Regions from separate parts of the Homo sapiens genome. Here region 1 is linked to region 2. A link is an interaction called in ENCODE POLR2A ChIA-PET data of the cell type or tissue named here. Cell type or tissue: Panc1. All regions are shown on one strand.

Region 1 (5,000 bases), 130 kb after region 2:
TGTTTTCCCTACATTTCATGCAATCACAGTACAACTCACAGGTCAGTTATTCTTGAATTTTAACCAAAAATTTCTAAATTGTCTTGACAATAAACAGGCAAAATAGGTAAAAGAAATTTCCAAAACAAGCAGAATGAGCAACTGGGACCATCCTGGCCAGATACTGAGGTGCATTTATAAGGCAACCTTGATTGAAAAAGGAGGTGGTCCTGGAATAGATGGGAGGCCACTGCAGTAACAAAACCCACCCAGACACAAGGCAACTGCACGTGGAATTAATAGGCCATAAAAGAACCACCTTGAAACATTCCGAAATGTTGAGCCTTCACTGAATTCTTCTGACTTTTCCCTCAACTCTGTGTAACCCCAATTTAGAAATGTGAAATAGTTGTTAGTAATCCCTTCCACCTTTACATTGTACCCTAGTGAGTGCATTTGGATGTATTTTAGACACATTTTTTTTTTTCCTGCTCCAAATTAAGAATCAGGCAACATATTGTCCTTCTAGTACTTGTAACCAAGTATATATTATAAAATCACTGATAATCTCGTATGTGTGGGGTCAGGTGTTAAAGATATAATTGAAGTAAACACTCTTGATTTATTTTTATTTTTATTTTAAGAAAAAGTGACATTTTTGCTTCAGGAGAAAGAGGCTGAGTGAATAGGTTAGTTGATAATAGTTTCTGCTAGGTTTCTGCTATATCTTGCTTTTCTCCCGAAGATTCATTTTAGTACCTTCTTTCCTTCTTAAGAGCACATGCTCCTAAAGCAGGGAAGCCCCCAAAGCCTCCTCTACTTCCCGTTGCTAATTGCTGTGGCCTCTTATCCACGCCAGTAATGAACCAAAAGTATGGGAGGGCTTTAGCCATATGGAACTTCTGGGAGAGGACTTGACTGTATTCAGGATTCACTTGGACTAAACGACCAAAACCTCATTAACACAGTGTTTTCAGTAGGTGATTATATGAGTTATCGTCAAAACTGGGACACTTTTGCAAAGGGGCACTGTTAATAATTACACCAGAACAGCAGGTATAAATTGGAGATGTATGGTCATCCTAATTATACAGAGCCTTCAAGAACAGTGTTTGAAATGTGAATTAAAACGATTCGAAACCAGAGCTTAAGTCTTAGTATTTTCATGGGTTTAAGTTTACCTTCTCTTTTATATAACAATCACTTGCTGAGATCTGATGATGGGATATACTGTGTATTAGGTCCTAGGAATATATAGATAAAGTAGATACCAATTTTGTTTTTTTCTTCACTCACAGTATTGTAATATTTTAGACCAGTGGGTTTCCAGTCTGGCTTATAGCATACTGGAGATACTAGGGCAATAATGCATTTTATGCTTCCCCCAAATTAAAGTATGTTTTGCCAAAGTGTGATGATTTAAATGCCCCTGTAATGGTTTTATTAATTTTTCTATTTATACTTGGGGTTTTGTTTATGATTTGGCATGAAGAAACCATTTATTTTGCTAAGGAAAAGTTTGAAAGCTACTGGTTTGAGACTTAAAAATTTATCTTTAATATTTGGTTATAAAGTCGTAAGGCTACTTTTTAAAGAGGGGAAGAACTAGACTGATTAAAGCTGAAACACATAAAGATGTAAACTGAGTGGGAAACAAATAAATTACCTGAAATATATAAAGGTCTGCTATGTATTAGAGGTTTTGTGATTCTAGAGGGCACAGGTAGGACCAATAGGTGGTACTTATGGGAATACAGGCTTCAGCTGCAGAAAACTTTCTAGCAGTCATAACTTTTCTGCCATGGAAGGGGCTGTCTTGTAAGGTAATGAGTTCCTTGTCATTGGACATGTACAAATGAACTCACAGATGGTGGGTAAGCTTCATCTTGAGCTCCACATTAGATAAAATGTCTTCATTAACAATTTCACACTTCAAGGATGTTAAACTTCTGTATTGGTGAATGTTGGGTCCTTTGCTACTTCTTTAAAAATATCTAAAGTGTGTGTGTGTGTGTGTGTGTGTGTGTGTGTATGTATTTGTGTTTTATTTCCCCAGAACATTAGCTGAGTATATTTTTCATGTATTTTATTTTATATTTTTACACAGTGGTCAATAATTGATAAAAATACAGAAGCTACTACAACAGTTCTCTCATCAAGGGAAACTTAAAAGGGATAATGTCCATAGATGTGATTCTGAAACTGATTTGAAACAGCCTGGTTCATTTTTACTGTGTTGCCATTGGTTAATGCTTAACCAGATTTTGTCTCTGTTTCAAAATCTTGAAATAAAAGTGGAACAACTTCCAACATGACTTAAGAAAAAGGTCCCCAGTTGAAAATGCTTCCAATCGTTTTGCTATTAAATGTGAAATTGCAAAACTAGCCTCTCTTACAAAAACTAGTGAGAAGCTTGCCTGTTTTTCATACCATTTCAAATACTGAGAAATAATTTCTCTAGGCTCTTGGAATTAGAGTTAAATAAAAATTATATTTCAGAGTATATAATGCATGAAGTTGGATTTCTTTGTTTTCTAAAACTGTATCTCATGGTCCTTGAAGGTTGATAATTTATATCTCTGGTACCACTTTATTTTTCTATTATTTGTGGATTAAAAATTTTAAATTTAGCAATATACTTATATTTTGCTTTAGAATAAAGTTGATTTTTAAAAACTTATTTAGAGACAGGGTCTCATTCTATTGCCCAGGCTGGAGTGCAGTGGCATGATCGTGGCTCACTGTAACCTTGAACCCCTGGTCTCAAGTGATCCTTCCACCTCAGCCTCCCGAGTAGCTGGGATTAGAGAGGCGAGCCACCATTCCCAGCTAATGTTTTTTAGAAATTATTATTATTTTTTTTTTCCAGAGACACATCTTGTTGTGTTGCGCAGGCTGATCTCGAACTCCAGGCCTCAAGCAATCCAGGGTCTCCTCCCAAAGTGCTAGGATTATATGTGTGAGCCACTGCTCCCAGCTGAGCTTTTTCTTAATAGATATTTAAGATGATATGTAATTAGAGAATCGGAGATTAAACTGGAAACTTTAATTTACAATAACAATAAAATATTAATTCAATAATAGTAATTTAAATTACAGGCCAGGTGTGATGACTTTAATCTCAGCAGTTTGGGAGGCCAGGGTGAGAGCACCGCTTGAGCCCAGGAGTTCGAGACTAGTGAGACCCTGTCTTTACAAAAAAAATTAAAAAATTTGCCAGACATTGTGGCACACCTATAGTCCCGACTACTTTGGAGAGGCTGAGGTGGGAGAAATACTTGAGTCTAGGAGTTGCAGGCTTCAGTGAGCCATGATGGTACCACTGCACTACAGCTTGGGCAACAGAGTGAGACCTTGTCTCTAAATAATAATAATGATAATAATAATAATAAAAATAAACAAATAAATAAATTATAATGTCCAAACTCAATTCAAAAGCTCTAAGCTAATTTATAGTAGTTCTGATGTAGGATACAAACAACACAGTTGACAGTTTTGTGAACAATATGATGTTCAAAAGGCTGAAGTATAATCTCTAACTCCCCATCTTGTTGCTATGATTACTCTTAGCAGATTATGTGGCCTGAATCAACATTGGTTCACAGTCACAAGCAGTGTTATCAGATGTAAATATGTCTTAACGTTCATCAATAGTAGACTCATATTCATTGAAGGAAAAATTAAGAATTTCTACTTTTTCAAGTTATAACTAAAATTGCTTTTAAAATCTTCCTTATTTTATTGAGATATCAAAATAAATATTCAAAAACAGAAAAATACAAACAGAATCATTAAAAAATTAAGATAATTAGAACATCCTAAAGTGGTAGCAAAATCTCATGGCCTGACTAATGGTCATGACACACTTGTAAATGGATATCTAAAATGGAGTGTTTACATGTTTTAATACAAGTTTGAACAAGCTGTCAGGGAAACACAGCTAAGTGAGCTGCAGTTAACTTGCAGACTTACACAGTTATTGGTAGGTTTAGAAATAGAAGATGCTAGATAACCGTTAAAGAGATTGCTAGGTCTCATTAGAGATCATATTGGTGATTTTTCCTATCGTCACTTTTTCCTGGGTGAGGGGCAAAATCTTTATGAATTAGGCACTTAGCGTCTCACCTTTACAAATCCAGATTTCCACCTTTAGAAGCAGATTTACTGAACTCAAAGAGGTGCAGGCTATTGTTGCCTGTTTTCTCTTGGCCTTGAACAGAAAAGCAGTCTATAAGAATCAAGGACTTAGAAGAAACCTGCTAAGGAGCCCGTTTTTTTGCCAGCACTGCACACTCCACAGACTAGCCATAACATTGTGGATCATAAGAAGTTGTGGGAGGAGATTTTGAAGGTCATCATTAGTTGCTTATTATTTTAAATCTGCAGAAACTGAGGTCCAGAGAGAATTCACATTTTCTTGGTTACTTTGCCACGTGGAACAATTGTTATCAAATGTGACCTGGAATGCAAGGTTGGGGCCATTTATCTTCTGTGCTAATTTTCAGTGCCATGGTTGCGAACTTTCTTGGCAGAGAAATTGTTTACTTCTGTGCCCTATTCCATTGCCTTTTACCTACCCCATCTAGTTATAATCTAGCAATAGAGTTATAAGCTTGTGTAATCAAACTTTCCCACTGCAGATGCTCTTTGGAGACAGAATATTTGGGTTTAAACCCAGCCTCTGATATGTTCTAGCTGCTCTATTACATTGGATAAGTTTCTTTAGCTTCTCTAAATCTCGGTATTTGAATACTCAAATTAGAAGACGTAAATTATTTCCTAAGATTTCTCCTAGCTGGGGTTCTCTATGACCTTTTAGCTCTTAAGTAGTCTGTCCTGGCTATTGTCAACCATGTCTTTTTTTCCTTGACTGATAGAAACTGTGGCAAACTAAAGGCCACTTAGTCAGTATTTGTTCCGTCCTTAACCTTCTCTCCTGAGAGTCCTGATCTTTCAGTGCTGTTGTTTCCCTGTCAGGGTTGATTGTTTCCTTTTCGAGTGCCGTTCTGAATCTGAAGTGA
Region 2 (5,000 bases):
GTAAGTACTGAAGGGATTCTAAGATTCGTCTAGAGAAGACGATCACCGCATTAGGGGGCAGAAAGTCCACTTTTCATTATTTTGTTGGTACAGTATACTTTTTTTCTGACTCTATGAACCCTCAATCTTATGATGTTACCATTCCATTGAAGGGTGGGATTTATTCACTGAGAACATTTATATTTTTTTGAGATGTCTTAGGCTGTGGAGAGGGTGTTACAGGGATGGACACAGATGCTGAATTTAGTGGCCCCAGAGAAGAGGAATTAACCACTTTGGATTGGATTATTGGGAGCAACCAAAAGTCAGTGCTGTGGCTTTTGCTGTCTTCCCTTGTAATCTCTTCCCCTCACCAGATTTTCAACACAGAAGGGGTGTATTTTCTAGTTATGGGGTATTCACAATCACATCTAATAATTTTACTCCAGAACATACTATGGCTTGTTTATACTAGCTTGAATATTTGTAGTCTCTTTGATTTTTGTTTGCTAATTTAATTTACTATTGCATATAAAAGAATGGCTTCCATGGAGATAATCACCGTGGCTCCCAGAGTGCATCCAGAGACATTTGCCTTGCTTCTGTGGAAATACACCCAAATTCCCCAGCATGACATTGAGTGTTCACCCCACACCTGACACCAGTCTCTCTTGCTCTAATTAAGGCCACTCTTTACCATTCTTGGGCACCAGCCAGATGAACTATACCCTGGTGTGGGATCTGCCCGATCCTGCTGAGACATTAACTCTGTCCTGAAGCTGTTTGTCCTTCCAGCAGCTAGAAATAATCTTTCCTTTCCTAGAACTTCCACACTGCATTGAGCAGGAACACTTGTAGAACTTCTCACATTGTACCTCAAGGTATTCTTATTTATGCATGTATATAATTTCTCCCCTTCTACTACTGTAAGCTTCTGCAGGGTGGGGCAGCCTCTTCTTAATTTTGATATCTACTGCTGTGCCAAGAATATTGTAGGCATTTCCTAAATTATTTTTCCCCCAGTGTATGTGTTACTTTGTTCAATTCAGCAGTTGTCCAAAGCTAATCTCTTGAGCTATTGGTAGCTTTGGTGAACATTTGGAGAGGACTACTGTGATGGCGTAAAATCCGGTGACCTAGTTACAGAATATCCCCTGCAGGCTCACTGGTAAGGAAGGCTCATGTTTAAACTCAGTGAAAGGAGAGCCTGGCTTATTTATGGTGGTGGTTGTTTACATGTCTTTAAATGACCTTCTTTTTTTTTTAATATAAAGGCAATATATTCTCATAGAAAATTCAGAAACTGTAAACAGGGTTAAAGAAGAAAATAAAAATCAACACTATCACTTTCACCTATTTATTATTCTTATTTTATTTATTTATTTATTTATTTTTAAGGCAGAGTCTCTTTCTGTCACCCAGGCAGTGGCACGATCTCGGCTGACTGCAACCCCTGCCTCCCAGGTTCAAGCGATTCTCCTGCCTTAGCCTCCCAAGTAGCTAGGATTACAGGCATGCACCACCACCAAGTCCGGCTAATTTTTGTATTTTTGGTAGAGACAGGGTTTCACCATGTTGGCCAGACTGGTCTTGAACTCTTGACCTCAAGTGATCCGCCTGCCTTGGCCTCACAAAGTGCTGGGATTAGAGGCGTGAGCCACTGTGCCTGGCCACTTCCACCTATTATTAATGAAACCTGTCCTATTTAACAAAAACGATAATGTGGGGTGTCTTGTGCTTGGAGCTTGGAGAAAGGAATTTGCCTCTGTTTTTTTAATGACTTATGGCAAGGCCAGTATGACCAGTAAGTGGGCTGTTTATTATTATTATTATTATTAATCACCATTGTCACTGATAGAAATTGTCACTATTGTCACTGATAGAAACCAAGATAGAAATTGTCACTATTGCTATAGCCCCAAGAAGGACCTCATGGCTGCATAACGATTGAGCACCTTATATTTACACAATGCTTGGTTGTTGTTTTTTAAGGCAACTGTGACTCAACAACAGCTGTTTGAGAACAGCTCCATCCCAGATGAAATCAGAGGAACCGAAGTTTAAAAAGAAAGTGTTTCTGGGCTGGGCGCGGTGGTTCACGCCTGTAATCCCAGCACTTTGGGAGGCTGAGGCGGGCAGATGGTTTGAGGTCAGGAGTTTGAGAGCAGCCTGACCAACTTGGTGAAACCCTGTCTCTACTAAAAATACAAAAAAATTAGCAGGGCGTGGTGGTGCATGCCTGTAGTCCCAGCTACTCAGGAGGCTGAGTCAGGAGAATCCCGTAGTCCCAGCTACTCAGGAGGCTGTCAGGAGAATCCCTTGAACCCGGGAGGCGGAGGTTGCAGTGAGCTGAGATAGTGTCACTGCACTCCAGCCTGGGCCACAGAGCGAGACTCCATGTTAAAAAAAGAAATGTTTCTGAGCACTAAAGACAATTTGAACAAGGCAGAAAAGTACAAATAGGAAAACAATAATCTTACTAGATTGTTTGTTTTTGAGACAGCATCTCCCTTTGTCATCCAGGCTGGAATGCAGCAGCACGATTATGGCTCACTGTAGCTGCGAACTTCTGGGCTCAATCAACCCTCCCACCTCAGCCTTCTAAGTAGCTGGGACTATTCTGTAGTGATAATCCTTGTTAAAGTTTTGGAAAATACCTTTTTTAGAGTCTCTCTTTCTCTCTACACAGACACACACACACACATACACACATGCAACTTTTATGTGAATGACGGCATTTACAATTTACGTAAATTACTGCAGGTGCTATCATTTATTTTTTTCACTCAGCAATATGCCTTGAAAAAATTTTAAGTCAATCAACATACAGATATTTGTCATCTTTTAAATAGCTATAGATTTTCGCTCAGACTCAAAGTCTAATTTTTAAAGAAGTGACTGTTATATTTAAATCATATATAGCTTCATGATGAAAAAAGGAAAAACAATTCTTGGGACCGGACATGGTGGCTCATGCCTGTAATTCCAGCAGTTTGGGAGACCAAGGTAGGAGAATTGCTTGAGGTCAAAGGTTTGAGACCAGCCTGGGCAACACAGTGAGACCCTGTCTCTCCAAAAAAAAAAAAAATATATATTAGCTAGATGTGGTGGCACATATCTGTAGTCCTACCCACTCAGGAGGCTGAGGAGGTGGGAGGATCGCTTGAACCCAGGAGTTTAAGGCTGCAGTGAGCTAGAACGGTGCCATTGCACTTCAGCTTGGGTCACAGAGTGCAACTCTGTCTATAAAACAAAGACAAAAGCACCACAGTTCGTTAGATATAACTGAATATTATCTTCATTTCCTACTGTAGTGGTTCTTAGAAAGGTTGTTTCTTAAGTTAGAAACTGTTGCCTAAGTATTTAGGATGTGGCAGGCACTGTGCTACATGCTGGGGTTGACGAATGCATGGGATTCGGCTCTCTCCCAGGCTGGTGGGAAGAGGACACATCTAGAAGCCAGGGTATATACCCCGAAGGGGTTTGAGGCAGTGCAGAGTTGATGATGATGGTCTCCAGCCTGCCTTTCCTTTACAAAAATGAGGAGACTGCATCTCACATTGCCAACGAGCTGCTTGACTCTACCGATATTCCCTACCAAGCACGATTATGGGTAGTCTTAAAATTCTTAATAATAAAATAGATATTGAAAATAGTGTTTTTTTTTTTAACAGTGAAAGTAATATGTACTCATGTATAGGTTTTCAATATACAGGAAACTATAAAATGAAAAGGATTGTACCTGTAATCCCACCCCTTACAGCTAACTACTGTGACATTTTATTTGTAGAAGTCCATTTTGCTATCAGACCTCAAGTTTTAAAATCTTAACTCACCCTCTGTAACCTAGTTCTCAGCTCTATTTTATGTAACGTTTTTAAAGGATTCAAGATTTAAAATAAACTTATCTCACCCCAAATGCACTTGTATATTTTTGACACCCCCTCATCTCTCTCTCTCTCTTGTCTCTCTCTCTTCTCTGTCTCTCACTCTATCTCAGTTCTCTTTCTCCTCTTCTTTCTCTCTCTCCTCTCTCCTCTCTCTGTCTTTCTCTCTCTGTCTCACACACACACACGGGGAAAAAAAATCACTCGAGTTAAGAATCAGTCTCTCATTTTACAGATAGGAAAACTGAAATCTAGAACTTGTCTGAAATCATGTTAAAAAAAAAAAAGTGGTAATCTGTGCTCGAACCCAGGTCTCCTGAATTTTCGTTCAGTGCTTTTTCCATTCTACAGTGATGCCTCCTTACTAGGTCATAGAAACAGTGGCAGAGGGAGAAAAGGAAAAATACGTCAGCTCCAAAGAGTGCAGTTTTTTTTTTTCTGTGTCCTTTAGCTGAGCTATTTTTGTGACTATTCAGTACATGTACAATGCTGCCTCTTGGAGTGTTCCGGCTAGACTAAGAGGCCATTCACTGCTGACTGCAGCCATGCCATCCCTCCATGGAATCCTCGGCCCGGAAATCAGATGGGAACAAACTATTCCAATATACAAATCAAATTTCAGAGTCTGAGTGTACACAGAAAAATTACTGGATATCCTGTTGGACTATGTACATAACAATGACACAGTGATTTATGAGGGTATGATGGGGCAGAGGGTAGCGGGTGATGTTGGAGTTGATTCATCACTTAAGCGCTAATCCATTCACCAGCTCCAGTCAGACTTCAACACAAATGCCAAATTATTCATCTTCCCTAAATCCAACCCTATTATTTTCTCTCTCAAAACCTTCAGTTGCTTCCTTTTGCATATGGAAGAGAGCGTGGACTCCTCCATCTGGCATTTAAGGCTTTCTATGATCTGTCCTCCCAGACATTGATAGGCTGTGGAGATACAGTAAGGTAGTTGTTATGAGCCACACCTTGCAGCCAGGCTGCTCCAGCACCAAGCAACACTTTCCCCGGGAGGTTGCTGCACCTCCCTGCTCCTCACTTTCCTCATTTGTGGAATAGGAATAGGGTCATTGTGAGAATTAAATAAGTTAATATTTGTAAAGGGTTTAACAGTGACTAGCT

What was found. Peaks named below come from ENCODE experiments on the same cell type or tissue, not always from the same donor. Only the 100,000 strongest peaks of a DNase experiment are listed, where the experiment ranks them.
Region 1: POLR2A ChIA-PET joins it to region 2 with 5 read pairs; 3 of 35 experiments call an interaction of 5 or more read pairs at or near these places.

What each region holds. Positions count from the first base shown.
Region 1 is chr3:188,392,574-188,397,573 of GRCh38, forward strand. All of the region lies in intron 3 of LPP (LIM domain containing preferred translocation partner in lipoma), which reads left to right. Among named protein-coding and RNA genes, the nearest start is that of LPP-AS1, 170 kb to the right of the region's middle. In Panc1, no CTCF peak of the experiment used is centred here; no DNase peak of the experiment used is centred here.
Region 2 is chr3:188,258,692-188,263,691 of GRCh38, forward strand. All of the region lies in intron 2 of LPP (LIM domain containing preferred translocation partner in lipoma), which reads left to right. Among named protein-coding and RNA genes, the nearest start is that of FLJ42393, 83 kb to the left of the region's middle. In Panc1, no CTCF peak of the experiment used is centred here; a DNase peak (open chromatin) is centred at 4,550; H3K4me3 peaks cover 1,300 bases; H3K27ac peaks cover 4,592 bases.